Regions from separate parts of the Homo sapiens genome. Here all the other regions are linked to region 2. A link is a loop called in an ENCODE intact Hi-C map of the cell type or tissue named here. Cell type or tissue: heart right ventricle. All regions are shown on one strand. Links, peaks and the distances in the headings refer to the core of each region. The heading gives the core; the rest is flanking DNA.

What was found. Peaks named below come from ENCODE experiments on the same cell type or tissue, not always from the same donor. Only the 100,000 strongest peaks of a DNase experiment are listed, where the experiment ranks them.
Region 1: it touches region 2 in a loop (9-fold over the local background); 14 of 110 quality-filtered maps call a loop at or near these places.
Region 3: it touches region 2 in a loop (3-fold over the local background); 15 of 110 quality-filtered maps call a loop at or near these places.

What each region holds. Positions count from the first base shown.
Region 1 is chr6:133,060,878-133,066,493 of GRCh38, forward strand. No RefSeq gene overlaps it. Among named protein-coding and RNA genes, the nearest start is that of LINC00326, 24 kb to the right of the region's middle. In heart right ventricle, for the core only: no CTCF peak of the experiment used is centred there; a DNase peak (open chromatin) is centred at 2,246; H3K27ac peaks cover 1,805 bases.
Region 2 is chr6:133,128,068-133,133,683 of GRCh38, forward strand. No RefSeq gene overlaps it. Among named protein-coding and RNA genes, the nearest start is that of LINC00326, 43 kb to the left of the region's middle. In heart right ventricle, for the core only: a CTCF peak has its summit at 3,109; a DNase peak (open chromatin) is centred at 3,014; H3K27ac peaks cover 2,402 bases.
Region 3 is chr6:133,054,836-133,060,451 of GRCh38, forward strand. No RefSeq gene overlaps it. Among named protein-coding and RNA genes, the nearest start is that of LINC00326, 30 kb to the right of the region's middle. In heart right ventricle, for the core only: no CTCF peak of the experiment used is centred there; no DNase peak of the experiment used is centred there; H3K27ac peaks cover 639 bases.

The sequences.
Region 1 (5,616 bases), core at 297-5,296, 67 kb before region 2:
GGATGGGGAAACAGGGAGAAAAAGGGACAAGTTTTAGTTATGCAGGATGAATAAGTTCTGGAATCTAATGTACAGCATGGTGACTATAGTTAATAACACTGAATCATGTACTTAAAATTTGCTAAGAGAGTTGATCTGAAGTGTTTTCACCACACACAAAAAATCATAACTATGTGAGGTGATTGGTGATTGGATATGTACATTAGTTTGACTTTGACAATCATTTCACAGTGAATACCTATGTCAAATCACCACATTGTACAGCTTAAATAAATACAGCTTTGGCAAGTATACTCAAAAAAGATTGAAAATTACAAAAAACATTCTATATTAAATGTGGCAAATATGCATGCACTTTTTATTTATTCTATGAGCCTAGTACAAATTTAATTTTGCTAGCAATATTAAAGTCAATTAAGCTATGTTTTATTTACAATGGTGATAACTTTTTCACTCAAATCATTTACTATTAAAAGAAAAACAATTTTTATTATTGCATGAAACAAATATTTTTAAAAATTGATGTCAATGTTACCAATTATAATTCTTCTTTTCCATTTTTTTGTTGTTAATGAGGAAAAATATATTTAAATTTAAAAATATGTAAAAATTTAAAGTTCAATTTTTGGCTGAGTGGAAAATCCTATGGGATAAAATGGAAAGAGAAAGAGCCTCGGGGTCAGCAGACCTGGATTTTAATCCGGATTCTGTCACTTAAAAACAGTTTCTTTCTAAACTTGAATACTTTAATCTTTGTGAATTTCCAGTTTTCTGCCCTGTAGACTGGGGACAATAACACATATTTTGTAAGGCAGTAAAAAAGAGTAAATGAGAAAAAATATGGAAAATGCTTAGTTTAATATGCATAATGCTTGGCATATTAGAACACTAACTAAATGTTAATTTCTTTTCCATAGTTACATGAGCATTCTTTCATATCAATAGATCTTAATTCATCCAATGTCTCAGAATTTTTATTAGAAAAAATACTATTAAAAATTGTTTGATAATATTTTCAATCCTTAAAACTTCTGATAATTTGGCTTAATTATGTTCTTTTTTCATTAGAAGTTTCTAAATTATGTCTAATTTAATGATTGCAGTGATCAAAATTGACTCAAATGAGAAATCATTCAGGTTCTGAATTTCTAGAGGAAGAAAAGACAAAGTGGACAAAAAAAGGAAGAACGAATAAAATCTTGAACAATAGTATAGTAATTATACTGGTAGTAATTGAATAAAAAGTTATCTTCTGGATTAAACACTTAAGAGGATTTTTCCTTTACAGCCAATCCGTAGTGATGGGAGATCCACTGAAGTCATCTCATGATGTGTGTTGTCGGGCTATTTAAAGGCTGCTGTTTCACTTCCAAACTTCACTCCCTTCTGACGTCTTCAGTGCTGTTCACTTGGCAACCTTGGCTACTCTTCAGCAGATAATTTGTACTCTACATAAGCATTTAGAAGAACCCAGAGTTAAACCAAGGATAAGAGTCATCGGTAACATTTATAGTTACTGAACTCCTCACTATGTGTCACAAAGTGGGTCAGAGGGTGCATCTTTCAGGAGAAAAAGAACATTCTTTTAGTGCTATTTCTACTTCCACATTGATACGACAATGATTCCTACAGCTAAATTAAGGTTTGACCTCATGTGTCAAATGATTTTTGTTTAGTCAATAGATTTTTTTCTAAATGTTATCCTCTCCAAAAAAATCAGAAATTTAGCATTTAAGTTATGCATGATCACAAGTACATATATATATACACACACATATATATATGCAAGAACAGCCTTTTCTTGACAATAATTCAATGCGAGAAAAATTTAGATAAATGTATTGAATGTACAAAAGTGTAATAAAACCCCCTTTAGTTTAATAGATAAAAGAGCATTGTGGGGAGTTTTTTCTTTGCAGGGTTGGAGTATGTGCTCTGCTCATGGAAACCAGCTGTCATGCCACTTCCCAGCACTCGGAGGGAACAGAAACTTGTTTCTTCTCTACTGTTAAAGCAAAAGGGTGTGCCCAAGGCAAAGATTAGAGTGGCTGTGGATCTGCAGGTGGTTTTACGTATTTGCGGTGAGGTCAAAGAAACATCTTTTTTTGCACTTCTTCTTTTCTCCAAATTGGGCATTGCCTGAAATGGACGCATTCAGCAGCACTGTGGGATGAGATATGTACAAGGCATCATTTCCCTCTAAGGCAAATACCTTCACTGCTGGCAAACCTTCAGAATTTGCAAGCTCAGCCAGCACCTTTGACCCGGCCACACAGCTGACAGCACAGTTGGCAGTTGGTAGCTTCCATTTATCCTAGGTCAGCTCCCGAGGCATCGGCATAAAATGAAATAAAGATTTGAGCAGTCACTTCAGAAATGAAAATGGGAATGCCCAATAGTTTGCTTCAGTTTGCTCAGGCTGAGAACCATTTATTAAGCTGGTAAAATGGGAAAGTCATACATGAGAGTACCTGCTCAGGAGAAAGAAATAGATTGATCAGACACATTATCTAAAGATCCAGAAGAGAAATCCACTGATTTCTAACAGTCAACCCACTGATGGCTTGAGATGTAGTTGAGACTACCACACATTTCAGTAGGCAGATATTGTCACCTTCATATCCTCAGTGCCTAGCACTGTGCCTGGTAGTTTGTGCTTAGTCAGTGAATGTTTGCGCAATTAATGAGTAAAGCCCATATGTGTATATGTTTATAATAATTATTTTTTCTAGTTCATGTAACTAACGAATGAAATTCCCAAGTCATTGTTCTATGAGGAACAGGATGAGAAATAAGGAACTAATATTTTTCTTCCTACTGTATGCTAGACATACCAAATTTGCATAGTGAGAAATGGTCAAAACAAGATTGAAAGGTAGGTATGTTTCATGCTAAAGTCCATGGGTTTTTCACTTTACCTAAAACTTAAATGTCATCAGTTGCAAAGCATTTGGAGGAAACACTGTGTATAAGGAGATATTCATCAAGAATTCTATTTTAAATTATGATTATCTTTCTATATGACAGAAAAATACCACTTAAAATATAATGGATTGAAAAGATTCTTTTGAAGAGATACAAAATATACAAAAATATATACTAATTTGGAATAAACTTAGTAAGACATATGCAGAAACTAATGAAAACAAAGCTCTAAAGCTTTACTCAAAAATATATAAAACAATAAATGGAGAGATATATTTTGTTCTCTCCATTTATTATAATAATATATAGATGGGAATATATAATATATATAGATGGGTTATATAGAAGGGAATATATGATAATATATAGATGGAAATTTTCAACACTGTATAGTTGTCGCTTCTTCCCCATATTAATGTATACATTTAATGAAATTTTAACCCAATATGCACAAAAATAACTCTTCTTTGAAATTTGACCACTAGTTCTAGAATTTATTTGGAAAAATAAATGGAGGAAACTAGGCAAGATTGTTTTTAAAAGAAAAACAATAAGACCTACTTGCATTATCAGATATTAAAATAAATTATAAATCACATTACTTAGAGCAGTGTGGCACTGGCATTAGAATTTACAGCAGATCATTGGAAGCATAAATAAATTGGATAGATGATAAATACGTTAATAAATGATATGTGTAAAATGAATGTGATAAAGATGAGATTTCAAATTAGTGATGAAGTAACGGATTATCCAAGTAATGGTAATCAGATCTTTGGTTTAAAAATGCAAAAAAGGAGTTAGACGGCTGTTATATTAAAAAATTTTATTCAGGTGGTTTATAGAATGAAATATAATAGCTTAAAGACAAATGTCTTGCTGATCTTGGAGTGGAGTGTAGAGAAAATAAAAGAAAATATTGATAGATTTGGGTTGAAACATAAATAAAACCAAAAAGCAAATTACAAACTGTAAAAAATAGGATCAACATATTGCAGAAAGATTGTTAATATCTTCAGATTATAAACCATTTTAAACGAAAAGAATGAACATCACAGCATAAAAAGAGAGATATGAACAGGCAAGTCACTAGATGTATATGACCAATAAACTTGTACATAATTTTAAACATTCCTTAGTCATCAAAGACATGCTAATTAAAACAAGACATCATTCCTTGCCAAATCCATGGACCAGGGGATATCTTTCTTGCATTTGCAGTCTTGTTATAGATCTTGCCTCCCCTGCTGCTGTTGCCCTGGGTTGGGTTGGACAGAATTGTCTTCCACCAGTATTTGTTGGGCATCATTTTCTCCCACCTGAGCTGAAGCACTGAGGACCTCCCTCCAGATACCAAATACCTCCTCATTGCTCTTTGGATAAAATGGAGATATGGTTTATTTCCTTTCTGTGATACCTCCTCTTAGGGAAATACCTGCATCATCTTCTTTATTTCCCAGGGACTTATTAAGTTTTATTGGAATAGCTTTTCCTGGATTCCCCAGCCTTCTGTTGGACCAACATATGATCTTAATAAAGAACTGGCCAGAGAGCCCACTTCTAGCACTGGACCCCATGTGGCACTGAGACTGGAATAGCAGCTCCCTTCCAATAACTAAGTCTTTCTAGGGGTCAGGCTTATTTTGTTGGGGATTTCCTCTCAGGCTTCCTGCAATAGCAAAATCCCAAAGACTCCAGACATATTCACCCCTCTCTGATTTGCCCTTAGAGTTGAAGTGAGACAATCTCTCTCTCTCTTTTTTTTTTTTTTTTTGGTATCATATGCCCATGAAAGGGAGTTGATTTTTTTTCTTGTATATGTTTTAAAATTTCTCTAAATCTCTATCATGAACTGGCCTTACTTCTGTAATTTTAAAATGCTATTTTAAGAGTAAATATGTGTACTGAAAAATACAAATTTTATTTCGTGAGTTCCTAGCCCAGGGATGTTGACTCCTTAGCAAGACCTTTTTCCTGAGCTAAAGATCAAGATCTATATTTTACCTTATCCCAGGCAGGATAAGCAACATTTACAGATATTTTAAATTGAATAAATGGAAGTTGAAGTTAAGCCCTTAGTTCATTTTTAGATTTCTCTAGTTTTGTTAAGTCATCTGATTTTTTTTTTTTTTTTTTTTTGCTTTTAACGTATAGCTCAGTCTGTTAAATAGAAACTCACATCTTGACCCTGGCATTTAATAAATTCCTTTGAAGGTTGCTTTCAAAATAAAATAGAATATTTCCCATATTTGCTACAATTATACCTCCCACAAAACATGCAAAGGATATGTGAGAAAATGTTTCTAATTTACATAGTGTCTCCTAAAAGTTGGTTTGAACTTGGAAAAGAGCTAAAACTATAAATATTTTAAGGGTGTTTATGGGCAACTACTAATTTGTTCAAAGCTTACATTTCATATATTTAAACCCTATTATAATGACAAAGTTCTTGACATACACTGTGATATTTATGCTTTTAGATAGTTTACATACTTTATTTAAACAATTCTCATTTATTTACTCCATAAAGTTTGATTTTAAATTGTCTAGGAACAAAGATTATGGACTTTTTTGTTCTTTAAGCATTTCTTCCTGGTGATTATCTAAGTATTTAGTATATACAAGTTACTAAACGAATCAGCCAACATATTTATTGCCCACTTATTATGTGAAATATTCAATAATAGGAAT
Region 2 (5,616 bases), core at 461-5,460:
AGGGGCCAGATGAGGGAGGGCTCTGCAGTCCGTGCAAAGGAGTTTGGATTTTATTCTTACTATAATGGGAATAATGGGAAGCTATTGGGAGATTTTAAAGCAGGGTGCAAAATATGAATGTATTTGCTTTTAAAAGATCACTCTGATGGTTTTGCTGAGAACAGATTTCAGGAGAGCAAGAATAGAACTTGGGAGGCCAATTAGGAGAATGTTCTTGCATTCATTTAAGAGATGATGGGAACATGGATTAATGACTCACACTAGAGATGGGCTGTCCCCTTGAGAAACAAGCTTAGCAGAGTGTCAGAGACATCCTGTCAGCACCATTGTGAGGCTGTTCTGCTAGTCTTTGGCCACTATGTAGCCACATGGGAACAATGAGCCGATCAGTTCAGTCTCCCACGGCCTTTTATGAAGGCCTGTTTGATGTTGCCTCCAGAAGCTTCTGCTAGGGGTCAATACAGGATAAGAATATTCTTCAATAGTAACACTATACAGTGTCTCCAATTGTTACCTTCCATTCTGTTTTCCATCTGGATTTATGTTCTGCTCTACTTCTGCCCAGTTCACCAGAAAGAGTTATACAATGAATACAGATTACCACATAGCCCAAGAAACTCAATGCCAAGATAAATGCCTGATGTTTCCTGCCACCCTACAAAATTTACAACACAATCCCCCTCATTATCAAACTTACACAGATAAAGTCTCTGCAATGGGATGCAACCTTACCCAACTTTTCCCCAAAATAAATTCAATTTCCAAGAAAATGAATCTTCTCTCCTTTGATCCACTGATAAATGAAGGCCTGCAATATTAACATCTTTACATCAAGGCCATCTCCCTGCCATTTGCTCCCATTCTTTCACTGGAACATGTGTAGCAACTTCAGCAAACTACAAAACTGGCCATTCTAACTGTAAGTTTGTTATATTTTTCACATTCCCAAAATTCCACAGAATTGAAAGCACACATGAGAACCTTACTAATCTAACCCCATATCCATTCACATTGAAAAATAAATTATTCAAGTGTCACTGCATTTATGCAGTAGAAACCTTTTCAAGAATAAGTGCCTGAAACCCACAGATATCGTACAACAGCCGCTCATCAAACTCAGAATAAAATAACTCCAGGCCATGGTCTCCAGGGACCCACAGGACCTCACCCTACCTACCTCTCCTACCCATCCTCTCTCACGGCCTTTCATTTGGCATGTGCAGCCACGCACCAACTCCTCCTAGTTTGCCCAGAACTTTCCTGCTTTTAGCATTTAAAATCCTGTGTCCTGGCAACCTTCTCAGTCCCAGGTAAACTGAATAGCTGGTCATCCTATCATGGGTGTTCATGCAGGCTGGTTTCTCTGCATGGAACATTCTTCTCCAAGGTGCTTCTATGGCTTATTCCTTCTCATCATTCAGTTCTCTATTCAAATAACTCTTTTCAGAAGGGCCATCCCTAACCACCTGTAGTAGTATTTATCAGTCGGTATCTAACAAAGTATGTTTTCCTTTTCCATTTAGTTACTTGTATGTCTCCTCCTCTAGCATGTAAACTACATGAAGTGCCAGTGCTATATCTTCTCTATTGTATCTCTGCCTCTAAGACCTGTGTTTAACACATGGTAGCCTCTCCAAAAATATCTGTTGAGTGAATGAATCATTTTTTATTCTAGTCTAGTTGTTATGTCATAAACCACAGGCATCACAATCATCAATATCAACACAAACAACAATTGTGTTCATTCATTCTTTCAGCAATTTAGGCTGGGTGCAGTGGCTCATGCCTGTAATCTCAGCACTTTGGGAGGCTGAAGTGGGCAGATTGCCTGAGCTCAGAAGTTCGAGACCAGCCTGGGCAATATAGGGAGACCCCATCTCTGTGAAAATAAAAATACACAAATTAACCAGGCATGGTGGTGCATGCCTGTAGTCCCAGCTACTCTGGAGGCTGAAGTGGGAGCATCACTAGAGCCTACGAGGTCAAGGCTGCAGTGAGCTATGATTGCATCAAGGCACTCCAGCCTGGGTGACAGAGTGAGACCCTGTCTCAGAATGAAATAAAATAAAATAAATAATAAAATATAATACAATTCAACAGCTTAAAATTTAAGAGCTAGTAAAATTTTGTAAAATCTGGCAAGCTAGCAACTAGGGGAAGCCACAGGATTCAGTCTGTCCATGAAAACTGTACTTGCTGAAAATGTTGCTTCCTTCATGCCCCTTTTGGAACTGATAGGACTCGCTTTCCCCCATTCTAACATGAGTCATTTCTTCAGATCTTGGGGATGCCACCTTCTGCAAATATTGTCTGTGGACCCATACATGGCAGAAGGGTAGCCATGTTCCTGAAACCTTATCCCAAGCATACACAGTACCAGATGCCTAGAACAAGTTCTGGCAGCTTCTTCAAATTCCAGGTTCTTTTCTGTTATTTCTAATTCTAAGGTTTTCCAAAATAGAATTGCCTCCCTGACCCACAGATTTGTTCATCCCAAATTACCACACCATACCACTTAGAAACACTCCCTCCTTAGCTCCCCAACGTTCCTTTATAGGTTTTTGGCACTGGAGCCACTAGTAAAAGGCCTTATACACCAGAAGGACAGCAGATGACTTTGCAGCTCCCAAAGAATATCAGGCATGATGGGGTGGGATGCAGATAGGCCCTTTTTAACTTTAAGTTCCTTTTTTAGGTTGCCAGGTACAAGACTTGATAACTTAAAAGTCCCTCCCAGCAATGGACAAGTGACCTCATTTAAAAATCTGATTGGAATAAACTTCACCCAGGCCAGACTCTCCTTAGCTTTAAAGATTAACAAAAGGTGCAGAGATTGTAGTGTCTACATCCCTGCACCTCCAGAGAGTTCTCTGGTAACTCTGCCAGGAAGGTAGGTGGGCCCCTTGAGCATAAGTGAATTGGAACAGCCTGTTTTAAAACAGGCACCAGAACCTGGCTACAGAATGTTTACTGTGCAGTCTCCTGGAGTGACTAAGTGGGCAGGCATCTCCAGGAGCCCAGCCAGGAGAGCCCTGCTTTGGAGAGACACGTCCCCACCTCCCACATGCTCCCAACCACCACCCTCTCTGCCTTCCTGCCACTGGGTGTGCAATGACACAGGAGACAGAGTGAGTCTATCTGAGGTGCTATAAAATCCATCAGTGCATATGAAGAAGAAAAGCTAAAACCGTGGGGACCACAATTTATTTCCAAATTTTATGTCCTTCAAAATCATGTTGCACATTCCTGGTTAGAGGCAGCAGATTGTGATGTTGGTTTGCTGCTTGTGGAAAAATGCTGAGGCCCATCAATATCATGGGAAATCCTTTAAGAGACTGCAAAGATTCTGTTTTTTGGAGAGTGGGCCTTTTCTACCTGGCAAAACTCTGGAATTTCAAAGGTAGAACTCAGCCCTCTTCTCTGTTTTCGCTCTCAACAGACCTCAATCCTCTTCAACTTCGGGGGCTTTGGTCTGGGCTCTAAGAAATGAAACATATTCCCCAATGGGTTTTCTTTCTTTTTTAATAAAAATATCAAAGGCATACTTATCGGTGGCTGAGGAGGGAAAGCTGTGGCAAAGGCTATTTTTTAACTGGAACATGCCCCGTGTTGTGCCTCACTCATCCAGGGGCGCTGGAAGATTGATGGTTGGACATGTGGAGGGAACTGCCACTGATTGAAATCAGACAACTGCAAGCTGTGCAGGAGAGCCAGGGGAACCCATTTTAACCACAGCCCTCCAGTCTTAGCACATTTGGACAGGGCTCAGAGGAGCTGGGCAACACTAGGAGGCCAAGGGCAGAAGGAGGGGCCGGGAAAGGCTGAAGGATGTACACTTCTCTGTGTCTCTAACTCATCTGCGCCTTTTAAAAAAAGCACCGGGCAAGACAGAACACTCCTTGCCAATGATCAGCCATGGGCCTTGGGATTTGAAATGAAAAATAATCAGTCCGCTTGCACAAGCAGAGAAAAGAGATAAAAATGATAAAGCCTGCTGTTTCACTGACCAAAACCCCTGATGCTACTGTCCCTGAATTTTGGGCAGGATTCTTTTATTTGCTTTTCAACAGGCAGGGGCCAGGGAGGAAGCCATGGGAAATTGTCAGTGTGTTACTTAGTACCCATCACCAGGATTGTAGCCAGAGTTCAGTGTTGTTAACAATTGTGCAGCTATGCACTTGAACTGAGACATTTTTATTTCATTAGGGGTGTCGGTTTACAGCCATTAGCTAAGCAGATTGGCCAGGACCAAAAGGCTTTTTTTTTTTTTTTTTAAATGTGTTATCGCCAGATCTCTCTTCTATTATTCAGGTCTTTAAAAAAGAGAGAAAGGGAGGGAGGGCGGCTGTAAGGACAATTATGTTTTGTGACTTGTCTCTATCCTCTGGCCCGAACAGTCTAAAGTAGGTTTTATTAGAAATCATTATTTAGATTCCAGCCCAGGAGCATTATCGATCGCCTGTGTATAATGGTTCCCAGATCACAGAAAGTAGCAGAGAGGGTCTCTGCTGGGCCGACATAATGTCAGTGACAATTCATTTTTTGCCAGTTAGGATGCTGGTTTAATATCCTGAAAAAGGCACTTAACACCACCCTTTCATAACATCTGTCAGGGCCCGTCCAGTGGCTTGTTTCTCACACTGTGGGCTCCCAGGCAGTTTAGGGCCTTTCTCTGAAACATGCTTCTCTCAGAGGCCTCCGAATTCCTCAGACATTCAACCAGCCCCAGCCCCGGGGCCCAACACTCGCAGACCAGCTGTTACAACTTTCCAGGACGCTCCTAAATTTTCTAAATGTGTGCCATATAAAAATAAAATTGAGGACGGTGAGTGTTCAGGAGCCCTGTGTGTGAAGAATATAACTCATCCGGCGGCTTGGGCCCATTATTTCCACATTCTTCCGCAGCTCTCAGTTTCACCTCGGGCCTCAGAGCAGTTCAGCGGGAAGCTCAAGGCCTGAGATTTGGGTCAAGTGATCATTTTTTTTTTTTTTTTTTTTACTTTTTCTGCCTTAGTTTTCTTTTAAAGTCCCCCTTTTATTTGGAAACTTTTTTTTAAATACAAAAATATTGAAAGAAAAGTAGAAGGTACTCTACACCTGAATTTAACACTTGTTCAAATTTTGTCTCTGCTGTAGTTTGTTCTCTCAGGCACACTCACATACACACTCAACACACTCACACGTTCTCATCCATGTTCACACACAGGGTCATGCTCACACACTCACACATTACCACACACACTCACACGCTCACACTTGCGTGCAAAATCACATTCACATATTCTTCTTACACATACTCTTGAACTCTCTCTCACACAAACAGACATACCCATACAGTTTTTTCTGGACCATTTAAAAATAAGTGGCAGACATCCTGACACTTTATCACTAAGTACCATACAACATACAGCATTTCCTAAGAACCATACAATAATAATCACACCTAAGAAAATTAGCAATAATTTTGTGATATAATCTATGATTTCTTTCATATTCATATATCCCCACTTGAGCCCAATAGGTTTTTATAGTTATTTTTCCCCTAATCCGCAATCTAGTCAAGATGCATTAATTGCATTTGGTTGGTCTTTGTGGGTTGTGCTTTTTTGCATGTGT
Region 3 (5,616 bases), core at 139-5,138, 74 kb before region 2:
CAGAAAGGTGATCTCCGAAAAACATGTGACATTACAGCAATAATACAATTTATATGGGGGTCCACAGAAATGGAAGATGGGGAGGCCTAGAAATGCAAGGCCTTATTTAACAAATTTGAGACCAAAGTGATAAAAGGAAAGGCCTTCTTGAATGTTCTAGGTCCATCGTATTCAGTCAGACTGAAGGCTAGTTGAAGGTAGGAGGGACAGTATTAGGAATTTCTAACAGGGGTCCCCTAATGCCTCCTTACACTCTTTTCTGAAACATTCCCAAGACTTGCTTTGATTTGGGGGCAGATTCCTGCTTGAGCAGAAGTGTGGTTGATTGAGCTCTGTGTGGGCACTGGCTTCTGGTCAGACAGGCTTAGGTAAAGGATAAACTTTCTAAATCAAACCAGGCCATATACTGACATTTTCAGATGGAAGTTGGAGCACAGCACAGCTGCTTTGGCACAATGCAAGGACTTCACTTCGTTCCCCATGTCTTTCCTGAGCTGGGGTAGGGGAGGAAACAGCCAGAAAAACATGGATTTAAACTGCACCATCTATGATTTAAGTTACGCATAGGCATTTCCTGCTCTGAGTCCTATATAGCATAACAAAATTCACTGGACTTTGCATTTGGCAGAGAGAGGAGTCTCTCCTGCTGAAAAGTATGAGGACTCTCCCACCAAAACAAACCAAAAAAAATTTGGCTTCCATAACTGACCTGCTAGCCCTCTGGATCACTGTGAAAAAAAGTCAGAAGGGCAGAGCTGTATCAGCGTGCCAGGAGCAAAGAGGGTTAGCATGTCACCAGGGAGAACTGCAGGCTTTTAAACCCCTTTTCAATTTCAGAGCAATGGTAGCAACAGAGCCAGGGACTGGGGAAGGGTGAGGGGGCCCATGTGAGGCTGATTTGGGCATCACATTACAGGGCCGGAGGGACTGGAGAAAGGGAACATTTGGCTCTCATTACAGAACAAAGGGACAGGGTGCTAGAAAACAGAGCGAATCTGGGTCAGAGGTACCTGAATCTCCCACAGGTGCAGTAGTCAATTTGCACATCTCCACTCAGGAGGGAGCCTCCCAAAGCTGTCTCCTGCAGTCCGCATTTGCCAACAATAACATTTTACCAGGAACGCAGCTTGTCAAAACCAGCATTATAACTCAAGCAGTGGCGTGATGAAAATAATGTTTTCTCAGGGGCCAAGCTCATTGCTATTGAGAAGTTAGACCTGTTAGCACGTGATTTTCACTAAATCTCCTCCAAATAGTCAAAATCTTTATATAATATTATTTTTTACAAGCCTCCTCTAATAAATTGTTTACTTTTTCTTGGAGGGGGTTGGTGGGAAGAAGGGAAGACAGAAAATCTATGATTCTTATTAAGGGTGGATATTATTGATCATAATTCAAAATCTAAACTTTACATCTTCCTTAATTTTAACAGAGTTGTGTATAATTTGATCGAGAGGGAACTACTTTTATTTTTCTTCAGTTTCTTTTTTCTAATTAATTACTCTTGTGCCCCTTTTCTCACCCTGCCTTCTGATGCAGCATCATTTTGAAAATCTCTATTTTTCGGCAAGGCAGTGATTGGTTAAAGTTTTGGGTGGGGGGGGCTTTCCTGTCTTTTGACTATTGCTCTGTTTTTTTCTCTTTTGAAATAATCCCAAGCCTTAGAAGGGCGAAAGATCAGCTCAGATGCCACGCTGCCTGAAGATCTGCCAACTTACCACCCAAACCTTGTAACTGTATTTTAAGTCATTAACGACGAAGCCCCAGAAATGCTGGTGGAGGGTATGTTTCATCTAAAACAATATATAAGTGTATAAGGAGAGAAAAGCAGGCCTCAGGTATTTGCAGGGGTCCTGTTATGTGGTGGTTGTGATGAAAATAGGCTTAGTGATTTTAACAGCTGGCAATTTATTAGCAAACCTGGTCCTACTAAAAAATATGGAAAATCAGAATTGATGTAGAGTGTTAATTGCAAATCCTTTATATTTGCAAGACTTCTGTATTGTGTTAACTTTTACTATTGCAGGGAGCAGACAACCTTTTGGAGCAAAAGGTGGGCAAATGAACTTCTTTTTCAAACACCACTCCATAGGGATGCAGGCTGTGTCTGCCTGTGTCATTTGGTCTAGAGGGCAAATAATTTTCCTTCATGTGAGTGGGCAAAACCATGTAAAGAGTCTTGCAGGCTTAACTAGTGTTGCTTTTGAGAATCCCTTCATAAGGCTTAATGTTGGAGTTGCCATTTTCAAGCTACATTTGTGGTGGTTCTTTCTCTAGGCACATCATCCTAAGAGGTTGCCTTCCTGTTGGCTGAGCTCTTATACACAGTAATTGAAAACAACACATTTTCTGCTGCCAACTGGTGTCACCGAAGTGATCACTCTCTCTTTCTACTTTAGATTTAACAATGTGGTAGTGGATGAGATGGGAGACATGCTCTAAGTGTTCAAAATGAAAAACACCAGAACACAACCGTTATTTTATGAAAGAGGCTGGAAAATGGTTAGTAAAGAAATCACAGATGTGTTTCACAGACAAGGGGGAGGTGAGGGTAGTGCTACACTCTGAAAGTAGCATGACAAGCACAATATCTTCCTAATTTTGCTCAACACATTACTTTTTGGATTTCCCTAGCTTTATTTGGTGGTGATGATGGTGGGGGGTTGTCTTCACTTTCCAGAGGATCTGTGTGATTGTTCATGTTCATGTGTGTGTATGTGTGTGCATGTGTGCTTGTGTGCGTGCATGTGTGTGTGCGTGTGTGTGTGTGTGTGTGTATGTGTGTTTATCCTCTAGGGAAACATAAGAGTATTTTATAGAATATTGACCACAGTTGTTTACCTATAGCCACACTAAATAAAGGCAGCTAGATGAAACATGGAAAGAACTACTCTCTCAAATTAGAAATTACATTTTTCAACTCTTGCCCAAAAAAATGAAATGCAAAGAATGTGAATATATTTAAAATGGTAGACCACTCAAAATGGACCTTATGTTCCTTATGTTTGGCAAAAAGCCCTACAATAATAAATTGCTGACTTTTGCCTTAATTTTACTTAAATCTACAAAAGATTTAAGTGTTTTGAGCACAGGGATTTTGTCTCATTTTGCAGAGCCACATAGCAGGTATTCAGTATGTCTGACTAATCAATTAAGGATATTAATTCTGATTTATGGTACTAAATTAATATATAAGATGTCTAGTTTAACTGCTGAAAAGGATCTTGAATGAGTGTGTTTTTATAGATGACATTTGTCTATTTTCCTCTGTCTACAAAAAATTATAAAATAATGTTTTATTTATACTTTATTTTTTGACTAACCTTTTATGTGTATTTTAATAAATATACTGACAGAAGAATCACAATTTTAACTGACTTTTTTTAGATAGTTTAATTATATCTAAGTGACGTAATTGCTTATAATACTAAAAGAGACACACAAATATTTCTACCTATTAAGTGTTTGTGGTTGATTGTCATTTACAGCAAGTGATATCTAAGCAGAGTTCTGTGCTCTGACAGTTTCAGTAATCCCCAAAGAGAGAGGAGCACACCACAGGAACAAGAACAGTATCTCCAGGTCTACACTTGCCTTTGGTAAAGAGTTTTAAAATAAATTTCAAGGTAGTGCTACGCTTTCATAAGAATGTGTGTTTTGGTTGGTCCGTATCATAAGTGTCATTTTGGGGGACTTAATAAAAAAAACTATCTATTCAAATTCTTCATGTATTACAGATATTTAGTTTATATCATTAGATTAACTGTGGTAACTTTGCTCTCACTGAGTATCCGTTGGAAGAATTTTGATCTGTCTTTTCTAGAGAGGAATAATTTGCTTTTATTCTCAATTTAGAAATGTATAGATGGTGCTTACTGTATGTAAGGCACGATTTTAAGCACTTCATAAATCTGAATGTATTTAATCCCCATAACCCTATGAGGTAGGTACACGTATTTACAGATGAGAAAACCAGGGTACAGAGAAGCTGAGTAAATTTCCCCACAGCTTAACAGGTGGTAGGTAGAGGAGTAGGGCATTGATCCCATTCAGTCTGACACCAGAATCTTTGTCCTACTTTCTCTAGAATAGCATTGTGCAATACAAACATAATGTGGGCTATATATGTAATTTCAAATTTCCTATTAGCCACACTAAAAAAGCAAGAAATAAAATTTAATTTAAATAATATCTCACATTTGATGCAACAGTTAAAGTGAAATGTTGTACAAGGTTGACCCTTGAACAACATGCGCTTGAACTGCACAAGTTCACTTATACCTGGATTTTATTCCTCTTCTGCACTCTTGAGAGAGCAAAACCAGCCCCTACTCTTCCTCCTTCTCTTCCTCAGCCTACCTAACGTGAAGATGACAAGGATGAAGACCTATATGGTCATTTCCGCTTACTGAATAGTAAACATATTTCTTTTCTTTGTGATTTTCTTAGTACATTTTCTCTTCTCTAGCTTACTTTACTGTAGGAGCACAGTATATAATGCATATAATATACACAATATGTGCTAATTGACAGTTTATACTATAAGCAAGGCTTCCAGTCAATAGCAGTCTATTAGTAGTTAAGTATTTGGGGAGTCAGAAGCTCTATTTGGAGTTTTGACTGCTTGGGCTGTCGGTGTCCCTAACTCTCATGTTGTTTAAGGGTCAAGTGTACTTGCCAAATCAATATAGATGTGTTGAACAGAAATGTTTTACATGATGTCAGTTTTAAATTTTAAATTAATTAAAGTAAAATAAACTTAGTTCCACAGCTGCACTACCCACATCTTAAGCAGTCAGCAGCCTCCTATGTCTGATGGCTACCATATTGAATACTACAGCTTTGGAGAGTAAACTTTCCATAGAGGTATATTCCTTGGAAATAATTCCAGAGAATAAAATTGAGGAGAATTTAGCACATGAAATTGTGTTCTCCCTGTTACTCCAGGCACATTTTCATGGCAGAAGGAAAAATAACATTGGCTTTCAACTTCTAACTTACCACAGGGCCACACACCATTGGGTGAGCAAAAGAGTATCCTCTGACGGGACTTTCTGTTGAGTTTGTGTTCTTCAAGGGGCCATTTTCAACAGTGTTCAGACTCTGGCTCATCCGAGGGGACCTGTGTGCCTATCCAGAAGAAACATCACCACCAACAACCACAAGTGGAGGGAGAGAGGGACGGAGGGAGGGAGAGAGACGTTTGGATACATTCCCATCACTCACACATTAACAAGCTCTTTTTTTAAAAAAAAATTACACCTTACCGTGATTTTGTGTTTCCTTTTTAGATATAAATGTAACCAATAGCACTAAATATATCTGGAAGTTAGGGATGTTGAATCACAAATGAGGGACTAGGTTGACAGAGGACAGAGAAAAGAGCTGTTTTGTTGTTTTCTTTTGATCATTAAGAATCCAAAAATAAATCAAGAGAAAGCATAATGACTGGATAAAGAAAATGTGGTGTATATATACTGTCAAGCACCACATAAGGACATTTCAGCCAACAATGGACCACATATATGACTGTGGTCCTATAAGATTATAATGTAGTAGAAAAATTCCTACCACCTCATGATGTCATAACCATCATAACTTCTTCATAGAGGACTG